Regions from separate parts of the Homo sapiens genome. Here region 2 is linked to region 1. A link is a contact called in ENCODE Hi-C or POLR2A ChIA-PET data. All regions are on one chromosome and are shown on one strand. Each heading gives the region's core, a stretch centred on a gene start or an enhancer-like site at or near the end of the contact. The rest is flanking DNA. Distances are from core to core; before and after follow the strand shown.

What was found. Hi-C counts contacts between places; a loop is a spot of excess contacts on that map. ChIA-PET counts read pairs that join two places held with the same protein, here RNA polymerase II (POLR2A). Pooled maps may share reads with other maps.
Region 2: a map of ascending aorta shows a loop between it and region 1 (16-fold over the local background). The contact joins the promoter of SLC25A5 here to the promoter of RPL39 in region 1. A Hi-C loop is called at or near these places in 7 of 168 maps with a recorded cell type or tissue (B cell, CD4-positive, alpha-beta T cell, CD4-positive, alpha-beta memory T cell and 4 more), 5 of 37 single-sample maps with no recorded cell type and 24 of 50 pooled maps. POLR2A ChIA-PET finds 5 or more read pairs at or near these places in 21 of 52 experiments (A549, AG04450, BJ and 17 more).

The regions. Positions count from the first base shown.
Region 1 is chrX:119,789,879-119,796,702 of GRCh38, reverse strand. RPL39 (ribosomal protein L39) reads left to right here and starts at 5,073. Exons shown (of 3, transcript NM_001000.4): 1 at 5,073-5,129; 2 at 6,692-6,795. The coding sequence starts at 5,127. LOC107985694 (a long non-coding RNA gene) reads right to left here and starts at 4,987. Exons shown (of 3, transcript XR_001755949.2): 1 at 4,686-4,987; 2 at 2,967-3,127. RefSeq lists an enhancer at 5,079-5,338.
Region 2 is chrX:119,463,132-119,469,693 of GRCh38, reverse strand. SLC25A5 (solute carrier family 25 member 5) reads right to left here and starts at 1,250. Exons shown (of 4, transcript NM_001152.5): 1 at 1,068-1,250; 2 at 1-33. The coding sequence starts at 1,178. It overlaps SLC25A5-AS1 (SLC25A5 antisense RNA 1), which reads left to right and starts at 574. Exons shown (of 1, transcript NR_028443.1): 1 at 574-3,661. RefSeq lists silencers at 461-700, 1,191-1,570.

The DNA of each region.
Region 1 (6,824 bases), core at 3,824-6,323:
CCAACATGGTGAAACCCATCTCTACTAAAAATACAAAAATTAGCTGGGGATGGTAGCATGTGTCTGTAATCCCAGCCACTTGGGAGGCTGAGGCAGGAGAATTGCTTGAACCAGGGAGGTGGAGGTTGCAGTGAGTGGAGATAATACCATTGCACTCCAGCCTAGGCGACAGAGCGAGACTCTGTCTCAAAAAAATAAAAATAAAAGAAAGAAAAAAAAAGAAGTCTGCAAATTGTTGGTCCCCAGGATAAAGCTCAGACTCCTAGGCTGGCTCTGGGAGGCCCTGGATACCTGTTCTTAGCATCTACACCTTTGCAGATATAATCGTCTCTCAGTATCCATGAAGGATTGGTTCCAGGATCTCTTTAATACCAAAACCCACTGATGTCCAAGTCCTTTATATAAAATTATGTAATATTTGCATATAACCTACACACATCCTCCTGTATACTTTAAGTCATCTCTTGTTTACTTATAATACCTAATGTAGTGTAAATGCTATGTAAATAATTATTATACTGTATTGTTTTTCATTTGTATTTATTTTTAGAGATAGGGTCTCACTACATTGCCCAGGCTGGACTTGAACTCCTGGGATCAAGCAATCTGCCTACCGCAGCCTCCCAAGTAGCTAGGACTACAGGTGCATGCTGCCACACCTGTCTATATTTGTATTATTTTTTATTGCTGCATTATTTTTTTCCAACTTTTTTTTTTTTTTTGAGACAGGGTCTCACTCTGTTGCCCAGGCTGAAGTGCAATGGTGCGATCTCGGCTCACTGAAACTTCCACCTCCTAGGTTCAAGCAATTCTCCTGCCTCAGCCTCCTGAATAGCTGTGATTGCAGGTGTGCCACCATTCCCGGCTAATTTTTGTATTTTTAGTAGAGACAGGGTTCTGCCATGTTGGCCAGGCTGGTCTCGAACTCCTGATCTAAGTTGATCCACCCGCCTCAGCCTCCCAAAGTGCTGGGATTACAGGTGGGAGCCACCACGCCCGGCCATTTTTCCAAATATACATTTTTTAACTTGGATTTTTTGGATTTTTATTGCTCATTTATTTAAGAGCAAGCATTTTCTTTCTGGTGACCAGAAGCAGCAGCAAATAAGCTTTTAAGTGCTTATGTCAATTATCCTTTTAATTCTTACTGCTTTTAGAAAGAGCACTTCTTGCTGGTTTTCCTTCTACCTTTCATGCCACCCTTTCTCAATTTTTTTTTTTTTTTTTTTGAGACGGAGTCTCCCTCTGTCACCAGGCTGAAGTACAGTGGCATGATCTCCACTCACTGCAACCTCCACCTCCCGGGTTCAAGCGATTCTCCTGCCTCAGCCTCCCGAGTAGCTGGGATTACAGGCGCCACCACCACACCCGGCTAATTTTTTGTATTTTTAGTAGAGACGAGATTTCACCATGTTGGTCAGGCTGGTCTCGAACTCCTGACCTCGTGATCCACCCGCCTCGGCCTCCCAAAGTGCTGGGATTATAGGCGTGAGCCACCGCGCCCAGCCCTCAATTTTTTGTTTGTTTTGAGACAGGGTCTCACTCTGTTGCTCAGGCTGGAGTGCAGTGGCACAATCATGGCTCACTGCAGCCTCGAACTCCTGGGCTCAAGCGCTCCTCCCTTCTCGCCTTCCAAGTAGCTGGAGCTACGGGCACGTGCCACCACATCCAGTGGCTAAATTTTGTATTTTTTGTAGAGAGTCTCACTATGTTGTCCAGGCTGATCTAAAACTCCTGGTCTCAACTATTCCTCCTTCCCCAGCCTTCCAAAATGCTGGGATTACAGGTGTTAGCCACTGCACCTGGCCCCTGCTTTGCTTTTCTTGATGACACCTCCTTCTGATGTGCCATGTAATTTACATATTTGTTGTCTAACTCCCCACTATAATTAAACTCAATGAAGGCAGAGTTTTTTTAGACTTGTATTTTGAAATAACAATAGATTCGCAAGAAGTTGCAAAGAAAGGGACTGAGAGGCCCTGTGTACCCTTTATCTAGTTTTCCCCAGTGTTAGCATCTTGCATAACTATAGTACAATATCACAACCAGGAAATTCACGTTGGCACAGTCCACAGAGCTTATTCAGATTTCACCAGTTATACATATGCCCCTTGGGGCAGGGGTGGGCAGGGGGGAGTTGTATAGAATTGTTTTTTTTGTTTTTTTGTTTTTGTTTTTTGAGACAGAGTCTCACTCTGTCACCCAGGCTGGGGTGCAGTGTTGTGATCTCGGCTCACTGCACCCTCCACCTCCTGGGTTCAAGCAATTCTCTCTGTCTCAGCCTCCTGAGTAGCTTGGACTACAGGCACGCACCAGCATGCCCGGCTAATTTTTTTTGTTTGTTTTGAGACAGAGTCTCGCTCTGTCACCCAGGCTGGAGTGCAGTGGCGCGATCTCGGCTCACTGCAGCCTCCACCTCCCGGGTTCAAGCCATTCTCCTGCCTCAGCCTCCTGAGTAGCTGGGATTACAGGCGCGCGCCACCACACTTGGCTAATTTTTGTATTTTTAGTAGGGACGGGGTTTCACCATGTTGGTCAGGTTGATCTCGAACTCCTGACCTCAGGTGATCCGCCCGCCTCAGCCTCCCAAAGTGCTGGGATTACAGACGTGAGTCACCACACTTGGCAAATTCTATCACACGTGTAGCTTTGTGTAATTCCCACCACAAAAAAATCCAGAACCATACCATCGCCACAAGACTCCAAGAGGGCAGGGATTTTTGGTCAGATTTGTTTGCTTCTGTACCCCCAACACGAAGACCCGAACCAGACAGAGTAGGTTCCCAAAATCTGTGTTGAAAAGGCAGTAGAGGGTAGTGGTGACAGCACAGACTCTGAAGCCTGGACTACCTGAGTCTGAGTACCGGCTGTGCAACATAGTAGCTGTGTGACCTTGGGTATACAACTTAATCTGTCCCTGTTGCAGTTCCCTCTTCTGTAAAATGAGGATGATTAACCATACTTACCTTGTAGTGTTCTGGTGAAGATTCAAAAGGTCACTGGTAAAACATGGTAAGCTCACAGTGAGGCTTGAATTAATACATGCAGCTACATAGTAACTATCAAGCCCCATAAGCAGCAGCCACTGTTACTTTCATCCTTTTGCATTGCAACAGAACAGATAGTGCTAGGAGCCATAAGAAAGGTACAAATAAACTATTACAACAGTGTTGAAGGGGTGATGATTTCCAGCTAAGGGGAAGAGACAGCATTTGAATTCGGCCTTAGAAGGTGACTGGTGGTGTCATGAGCTAAATTATGTTCCCCCAAAATTCATGTGTTGAAGCCCTAATCCCCAGGACCTCAGAATGTGACTTTAGGCCGGGCACGGTAGCGCACTCCAGTAATCCCAGCACTTTGGGAGGCCGAGGCGGGCGGATTACTTGAGGTCAGGAGTTCGAGACCGGCTTAGCCAACATGGCGAAACTCCGTCTCTACTAAAAATACAAAAATTAGCTGGGTGTGGTAGTGCGTGCCTGTAGTCCCAGCTACTCGGGAGGCTGAGGCATGAGAATCACTTGAACCCGGGAGGCGGAGGTTGCAGTGAGCCAAGATTGTGCCATTGCACTCTAGCCTGGGCAATAAAGGGAGACTCAGTCTTGAAAAAAAAAAAAAGGAAATATGTGCTATAGTAATACATGGGCTTCTTAACATAGTTCTATTTGTGAACTTATAACTAATGTAATTTAAAGGGAGTGTGTAAATAATATATGGAGACATCTGCATCAACTGTAATGTAACATGAAGCCATCTATGGTTTCTATTAGTGACCAAGTCACGAGTACTGCTAATGCCACTGTGGTCTGTTGCCTACATTCCTAAATAAAGAAAGCATTACATTTCATTAAATTTGGTGAAAATAAAGTTGTATTTTCCCATTCAAGTTCATGGGATCCTCTGAATTCTATACATGGACTCTTGTGGACTCCAGGTTAAAAACCCTTGCTGTAATCCGTTGGTGTAAAAATGCTTGAGGTGACTGCAAATATACATGGAGGTTTTTGCGTTTATTTATTTACTTTTTCTTTTTTGAGATGGAGTTTTGCTCTTGTTGCCCAGGCTGGAGTGCAGTGGCGCAATCTCGGCTCGCTGCAACCTCCGCCTTCAGGGTTCAAGAGATTCTCTTGTCTCAGCCCCCGCAGTAGCTGAGATTACAGGCGCCCGCCACCACGCCTGGTTAGTTTTTTTGTATTTTTAGTAGGGACGGGGTTTCACCATGTTGGCCAGGCTGGTCTCGAACTCCTCGTTTCAAGTAATCCGCCCGCCTAGGCCTCCCAAAGTGCTGGGATTACAAGCGTGAGCCACCACGCCCAGCTTATTTTTATGTTTATTTTATTTACTCATCAAAAAGGAAAGGTTTTTGCTTTTAAATGGGGAAAAGGATGAAAATGGGGAACACTAGCATCCCAAACGCATGTTATTAATTATTGTACATCTTGCCAAAGGCGGGCTACAATGTCAGGCTGGACTTCTAGCAGCCAAGGAAGAGGTTCTGTCCCTAACTTTCTGAGTTGAAAACTTTGATTGGCAACCTTCCGCCTAGTCGAAAACCCCTAGGCTTACATAAGCGTCCACGTGGTCCAACCCCCTCCAACTTCTCCGGCTTCCTCCGACACGACTGTCCCTTCCCACACCTCCCAGCCAGGCCGAAATGACTCGTAACCCTCTGGGAAAATGGCACTTACTCTCCGCCTGCCGAGCTCCGACCCGGCGTTCCGAGTCCCCGGCGCCCGGAGGTGACGGTCGCTTCCCCTGCCCTCCCTTAGGGTTAGTCCCGCCCAATCGGCTCCTTAATTTTTCGGAGGGGCTTCTACTTTGGCATTTATCACGGGCTGTCTGCCTCACTTACGAAGCAGGGTGCCCCTAGCACACTGCCGGGCCCCTGGGGGAACGCACTTAGGGAAGCGAAGCAAAGCTAACTGCATTTGGCAGAAACCAGCGCGCTTTCCCACGGCGCCACGGGAGCGCACCGCTAGACAGAGAAGGCACTAGAAGAGGCGGTCGGTGCATAGCGTCACCTCCTAAACTCCGCCCATCGGAAGCGCCTTCTAAGCTCGTTCTTCCGCCAGCTTCCCTCCTCTTCCTTTCTCCGCCATCGTGGTGTGTTCTTGACTCCGCTGCTCGCCATGGTAAGTCCATCGGCCCCCATCGGCCCCGGGGTGGCTTCCCAAAACCCGAGGCCGCTGCCAGGAAATGCCTGGGCCGCGCGGAGCGTTGAGGGGCGGGAGCCTTTTAAAGGCTTTTTCAAGAAAATATCCAGTTCGGCCACTGTTGTCTTTCGTGGCCTGGAGGGAAGCTAGTGAGCCAGCGAGCAACCTGGAGAGGGACGGGCTGCGCTGCGGCCGCGGATTCAAGGGGGCTCTTTCTTTGCCCGGCCGCTGCCGAGTCGGGCAGGGATTCCGGTTTCCCTTCGCTTGTAGCGAACTCGTTCTGGAGGCGGGGGGTGGGAGGTGGCAGCCACCCCCGAAATCGTGGCCTGACTGTGGGCTGCCCGTGGCATGCGCAACGTGGAGGGTAATCAGGAGGGTATTGTGGGCTACTGGTTTTCGAAAAGGGTTTAGCTTGGCGTGGAGAAGCGAACCGCATTTTTAGATCCCAGGACTTTTGTTTAGAGGACGTTTATTCAGAGACTTGAGCGTCACCCCGTGGAAGCGCCTAGAACAAGGGGTGTTTTGCGAACCTGTGTGTCATTCTGGCCTTCTTAGTAAATGGCAGCAGCGAACCAGTCACTCTTTACTGGGAAATGTAAAATGTTGATTTCTAGATATGGAGGCGATAAGTACTGGTATTTTATTACTTGTCAAGTAATTTATTACTTGACAAAATTTACAACTGCTACTGTGGATGGGGGACGGGGTGTAATCTTTGCCTTCTTTGTATTGGCTCCCATTATTATGCAAGGGTATGTTCGTCCAGGTTGGCCAGGCATTAAACCTGCATCCGTGCCAATTTTGCAAGATTATTCTGTAGATTTGGGGGAGTATTGGGGTTGGCCTTAGATGAAAGCCAAAAGATGCAACTAGAAATTGAGACAGTCATCCTTGGAAAAGTGACATTTCATTTATTTTTAAATTTAAAAGTTTATTTTTTTAGCCAGTGAAATTTAGCAGTAGAGATAGAGTTAGGATTAATACCGAAATGGTGAGTAGGTTAGATCTTCTGAATGTCAGGGACTTTCCCTAAGTCTTAATTACCCTCCCAATAACACTTGAAAAGTACGTACCCCTGTTTTACAAAGTAGAGCACTGAGATTCGTTGACTTGCAAATGGTAGGTAGGTGGTTCTGTTTGACTCAAAGCTGTGTTCTTCCCAGGAAGCCAGATTCCCTAGCCATTCCCAGTGTGGTCGTCTGAGTCCTTGGGGGACCACAGGGTAAATTGAAAGGTAGCCTCTGGCTGTGGAGCAGAAAGGACCTGGGTTTGAATCCTGGTTCTGCACATTGATGCTCTGATTTTGTGCATGTTTCTTAACCGGATTCCACTTATTTTATCTGAACGATGGAAACTGTGGTATCTGCCCCCAGAGAAGTTGTGAGGGTCAGAGACTTGCTTGGCTTGATGGCTTAGCATTGAGAAGATTTTGGGGCTGGGGTATGTGTTAAGCACTCAAATGTTGGTTTGAAGGAGTTCTTGACTTTGAATCATTCGGGCAGGCTCTAATATTGTCTAAATTGATTGCATTTTCTTCCCAGTCTTCTCACAAGACTTTCAGGATTAAGCGATTCCTGGCCAAGAAACAAAAGCAAAATCGTCCCATTCCCCAGTGGATTCGGATGAAAACTGGAAATAAAATCAGGTAAGACCTCCATCATACTGCTTGTATTT
Region 2 (6,562 bases), core at 1-2,500, 320 kb after region 1:
ATCTGCAGTGATCTGCTTGCTGGCATGCTGCACCTAACAGACAGGAAGGAAGCCAACAGGGACAGTTATAACCATGGGGAAGGGAAAGAGAAGAGCTTATGCCATCTCGATCAATGCCCTTTAAGGTAGGCTCCCCTCTCTCAAATCTAGTCTTCGTATATCATACTGGCTGGACCCTCCCAACCCTCTGAGGCTGTCACAGGGGAAGAGGTGATCTGCACCAGTAGCATTAAGCCTCCACCCCTCTGAGTGGAGAGGGGGCATCCTCCAGCGGACCCGTGACCTTCAGACCTAGGAGAAAGGTCATTACCTCAAACCCAGGTTCAGAGGCATTAGGGCGAGTCCCACATAGGGCGCGGTCACCTTGGGGACCGCAGCCTACGCCTCAAGTCTCCTGAGCTGCTTCCGTCTCGCTCCGCCCCCACTCCGCTCCCAGAGGTGACCCGAGCGCCGCCGCCGCCAGCCCTACACGCTAGCCCAGGAGCGCCCTCTAGAGCCGGCACTGGAGAGCGCGCGGCGCAGGGAGGCAGGCGGAGACGCGGCGGCAGCGGCCGCGGCTGCGCGGGGGCGGACGTAAAAGGCACACGCGCTTCCCGGCGCCGGCTTCCGGCCCGGCGAGGTTTGAGCGCGTCCGCGGGCTGGGAGGCCGCTGGACCCGGGCGCATGGCCTCCCCCGGGCAGTTATCTCCTTGCCGCGACCTTGAGGTCTTCGGTAAGAACTGGCGTTCCTCTTTCTAACGCCGGCTTTCGGCCTTCGCCCTTGACGCCCAGGCCCGGGGAGGCCGTCACTCAGAAACTGCTCCATCCGAGTCCGCCGCCTCGGAGATGCCGAGAGCCTGGTCCTGCCCTCTGCCCCCGGCCCCTTCCTAGACTCACTACTTCAGGTCACTAAAGGCGCCTCCCACCAGTTTGACTTCTGTTCTGCCTCTGCGCCCCGCTCTGGCCTCTCCTAAGCCGCTTCCCTGGCCATGTCTTTAGAGTTCGCTCCCCGCCACCCCTCGGGCGCCCGCCTTCTGTGCGACCCTTCCCCCCACTTCCTGGTTGGGCTCCTGGATCCCAGGACGTACCTGCAGCAGCAGCTTGACCCGCTCGATGGGCGCTACCGCCGTCTTGGAGATGGCTGCGGCCACTCCACCTGCCAGGAAGTCCTTGGCGAAGGACACAGCGGCATCTGTCATGTTGAAAGAGGAGGCAGACTGCTGCAGGACGGGACTGGGCCGGGAACCGGCTTTGACTCCGGCGCTGCGGGGCGGAGCGAAGCAAATGGCCGATTTATATAGGGGGAGCCGGAGCTGGAGCGGCAGGCGTCGGAGGCGGGGCCGGGGCGGGGTCTGGGCCCCGGCGCGCTGGGCGGCAGAGCCGCTGAGTGGCCCAGCTCGCAGGAGGAGGAGTCGTGGAGGGCGGGCCGGGACTGCTCTCCGCGCCGCCCGTGCTCGCCCTCGGCACCTGACCCGGCGAGAGGAAGGGGCGGGTCCAGAGAACACCCGGGACTTGAACGCTGGACCCTGAGAGAGGCCTCGGAGAGGGGAGGAAGGGTGAGGTCACGATGTGCCTGGACAAAAACCCTTGGAGCAGGACCAGGACTAGGGTGAGACGCATTTGCTACAGGGATGCCAAAAGAACCCTTCAGTCATCGAGATAAACAGTAGTCAATGCGATACTTTAAAAAAGTCGTATGGGCAAACTACATCCTACTGGCCGGCCCCCTTGTTTTGTAAATAAAGTTTAATTGGAGTGTCAAGGCTGGGTTTAGGGTGAGGCAAGCGAGACAAGGTCATGCAAGTGCAGGTTGGGATCCTGTCTGTATTTCAAATGTTGATCATTTGTTCATCATGGATTTTTGCATTGCTTCTGATTTTTTTAAAATAGTACATGAAAAATCATTTGTCTTAATTACTGAGTTGTTTTTCACCAAGGTGAATGCCTCACTCTTCCCACTCTAGACCGTGTGCTGTCCTGGAGCCAGTGAAACCAGACGAAATTAAGGGAACAGCAGACGAAGGAACTGCCACCGTGCCCCAGACCCTGGTTTGCAAATACAGTTCGACAAAGATCTTGCCAGGAATTGGCCTGGGAGAGTCCAAAGGACTGGGCTGGGGGTGGGGAAATGATTTTAGCCAGAAGACAAATATAGAGGTTGTACCCAGAAGGTTAAGAGGCTTAGGAAGGTTAAGAACTACGTTAACATTTGGCTCCCAGGACCCCAGGTAAAGTGCCCTTGGATTGAATAGATTTCTGAACTCCAGAAACATTTAGAGGAATCAATAGAATTAGATTGGCAGCCATTGTGCCAATGGACAAGTGCTTACTGAGCCCCTTAATCCCTTCACTGGGTAAGCATTTGCCACACATGTCCTCAAAAACCTACTTGTTAGCTTAAGTGGACTCCCTCAAGTTCAGAACAGGAGCAAATAGTGTAATCACAAGTTCCGTGTCTGAATAATCATAACAATGTTTATAAAAATAAGGACGACTGTTGAAAACTGCAACTGCAGCTGAACCTTATGTGCCCAGACTTCAGAATTCCCATAGGCAAAATGCCAGCAGGCCTTTGCACACTGAACACATAGTGTTCATATCCTTCACTTTCCTTTCCTGCCCTCTCCTATCTTCTCCAGATCTGCCTGTGAAAGGACCCAATTCTAGGACCCCCCAGGATGGTTAGGCCCTTCCTCTGAAAGTACACTTTGCAATTTGTTAGTCTCCTCAAGAACCCCAGCGATCGAAACTGATGCACACAAATTGCATGTGTTCAAAGGAGCAATTTTGAATCTAGCTTTGTTGATCCTGGGAGAAATCTTTGACCTGTGTTAGTGAAAGGCTATGGTGTTTCTCAGCTGATTATAATAGCGAGGTAGCTGAATGCAAAAAAACAGTTTCAGAGAATGGTAGAGTATATCCTCCAAAGGTGATACTCGCTTCTCTATTCTGGTGAGAGAAACAAGAGCTAAAGCAAAATTCTACAGAGGGCTTTATTTGGAGAGAGGTGGATTTTATTTATAATGCATTTAAAATTCAAAATCTTTCTAGTTTGAACTCTTGACATTCTGATTAATGCATTTTTATTCAACTGTTAATTATTCCTCGATACACCTCGCCATCACTTGTGTATCCCTTTTCTACATGTGACCTTTCCCTGGCCACATCTGCTACTCTCTTTGAGCATGATGCCTCTACTGTATTCTATTCCAGAGCTCATTGTTTTGTCAGTTTTTTTTCTCTCCACAAAAAAAGATGATCAAATAATTACATAGAATTTTTCCCTTCTCAGTCTTTGGGTAACTAAGTGTGGTTTTATTGACGATGAAATACAAGATGGGTCATTTAAAAGCAACTTCTTGTCATCACTTGGTATTTTGCTAAATCCACGGTGAGCTGGAGCTCCCGTAGTCACCTATCACCGCGTGTATTTTAAGGAGTCAGATATTCTCGAAACTGTTAAGATCATGAAAGACAAAGAGACTAAGGAACTGTCACAGATTAAAGGAGACTAAAGATACTTGACAACTGAATGTAATATATGACACTCAACCGGCTCCTGTACCAGAAAAAGGACATTGGTTATATTGGTGAGGTTTGAATATCTGTAGATTACCAATACTATTCTTGGTTATGGTGGTTATGTAAGATTTAGAGAAGTTGAATAAAGGATATAAGGACATTTTTGTACTATTTTTGCAACATTTAAAAAAGTCTGAAAGTTTAAAAACTTTTTAAAAAAGAAGGAAAAAGAAACAAGGAGCAAGCATCCAGGAAAATAGAAAATAGAGTCTCATTCTGTCACCCAGGCTGGAGTGCAGCGGCACGATCATAGCTCACTGCAGCCTCAAACTCCTAGGCTCAAGTGATCCTCCCACCTTAGCCTTCCAAATTGCTGGGATTACAGGTATGAGCCACTGCACCCAGCCGAGAAGAATATTAATGATGATGATGATGATGATGATGATGATGTTGATAATGATATATGGCTGGTCAGTTAATCAAAACTAATTCCTCCATTGAGACATAGTGCTGTGTTAGTAATTATTGTGTTTCTGGAAGCTATGTAAAATATAAGTCTAATTAAGAGGAACTAAAGCTAAGGCAATGCCTAGTAATTCTCAAGGAAAAACAAGGAAGAGAGTCAGAAATGACACTTTTAAGGCCTCAGATATCTATGTACCAACACCCAGAATATGGGTAATAAAGGGAATGTAATTTTTTTTTTTTTGAGACAGAGTTTTGCTCTTGTCGCCCAGGCTGGAGTGCAATGGCGCGATCTCCGCTCACTGCAACCTCCACCTCCTAGGTTCAAGCGGTTCTTCAGCCTCAGCCTCCTGAGTAGCTGGGATTACAGGCACGCCACCACCACGCCTGGCTAATTTTTGTATTTTTAGTAGAGACAGGTTATTACCATGTTGGCCAGGCTGCTCTCAAACTCCTGACCTCAGGTGATCTGCCTGCTTTGGCCTCCCAAAGTGCTGGGATTACAGGCATGAGCCGCAGCGACTGGCCGGGAATGTAAAATTTTAATACACTCAGGAAAATGCAATTTTATAGGTATTGTTTAGACTTGGGAGGGTGGAACTTCTGGCTGGCATCTGGAAAACTTGATTCAGAGATACCATACAGAAGAAGAGAGCAGTAATATGTCAAGAAGGTATAACTAGTAATTCATTGGCTGGAGGGTGAAAAGCATTCAGTGAGAATGAAACGGAGAAATGAAAGTGATTATAGTTGTAGAAGTATACAAGAGACTTCTCAGATTAAAAGTATGAATGGGGCCGGGCGCGGTGGCTCACGCCTATAATCCCAGCACTTTGGGAGGCCGAGGCAGGTGGATCACCTGCGGTCAGGAGTTTGAGATCAGCCTGGCCAACATGGTAAAACCCCGTCTCTACTAAAAATACAAAAATCAGCCAGGTGCGGTGACTCAGGCCTGTAATCCTAGCTACTCAGGAGGCTGAGGCAGGAGAATCGCTTGAACCCGGGAGGCAGAGGTTGCAGTGAACCCACATCGTGCCGCTGCACTCCAGCCTGGGTGACAGAGCGAGACTCCATCTCAAAATAAAAATAAAAATAAAAAATAAATAAAATAAATAAAAGTATGAATGGCATTTCATAAAACTGTCACATAGACGAACAGGAAAGGGTGATCAGAGACATAGAACATCTGAATATCTGCTGGAAGTTATTCTGATAGCAACATATCTGATACATTCTTTTTTCTTATTTTTAAGACCATCTTAAATTTAAGAAAACATCTGATAGATTCTTGGCTCTCTTGCTGATACAGTGTAATTACAGTTCTCAAAAGAATAAAGAAGCAATGAGGTAAATTGCTAAGCTGGGCTTAATCCTGATAATAAATAAGGAAGATTTGGTTAGCAAAGTGAAAGTGACAAGAATCTTGGGGAAAGTGATCCTGTCATCTGGATATCTGTTAAGCAAAAAAACTAAAAAAAAAAAAAAAAAATTGCTGGGCATGGTCACATAGGTTAATTAACGTGTGTGTGTGTGTGTGTGTGTGTGTGTGTGTGTGTGTGTGTGTGCGGTGTATGTATGTGTATGTGTAAGGTAGACTTCAAAAGGATCAGAGAAAAGATAAGTATGATCTGGCCTAACACCAAAAGAGAAAGATAGCTTAAAAGGGAGAGGGATCCAGTTGAAAATTCAGAACTGTAGAATTTGGAAAAGTTCCAATGATAAATTAAAAAGGGAGAGATTTCTAATAAACTACAGTGTCCTTATAGATTATTCTCTGATGAGCTCAGATCTTAAAAGTGCATGTATAGATGACAGAAGGAGGACTATGCTTCCAAGGACAAAGCCCAAAGAATATCACAAACCTCTAGGAATTGAGTCATAAGGGCTAAAGTCCAGAATAAACCCAGGCTTATAAAATGGGAAGCATTGCAATAAAGGGTTTTAATGCCCTATTTAGTGCAAGACATTTAAGGATGAGGAGATAGAGCTTAATGGTAGCATGTGTGAAAAAGAGAACTAGGTCCTAGTTCACTGTGGGTTGACAATGCCAAAAAATACTAACGAGTCTTGAGTTGCACTAAGAGAATGGTAGTGACCAGATCAGAGGGACTTTCAGTTCCACTTGGGTTTCTGTTGGCCAGCCCATAGAGTTTTACATTTAATTCTGGATGCTACATTTAAGAGGACATTAACAAACTGGAACATATTCAAACAAGGCAATCAGGAAAGTGAAGTGTCTATAAATCATGTATTATGAGAAATGGCTGAATGAATGAGAGATATTTAACTGGGAAAGAGCTTTGGGTGAAAGAAGGACATCATAACTGTCTTCATAAATTAAACATTCTATATGGAATTAAACCCGCTGGTAGAAGTTTCATGAAGGTAGACTTCAGCTCAAAAAGACATTAGTTTGTAAAATATGCGATACTTAAAGGTAGAATGGGTTGCCATACGATGGGGTGAACTTTTTGTTACTGGGAAGGCTAAAAGTTGAGGCAGAATAGCCACTTGTTAGGGATGCTATGGGGGAGATCGCTGGGTTGGTCTGGAAGAGAGTTCTACACCCTTTCCAATTCTAAGATTCTGTGGCTCT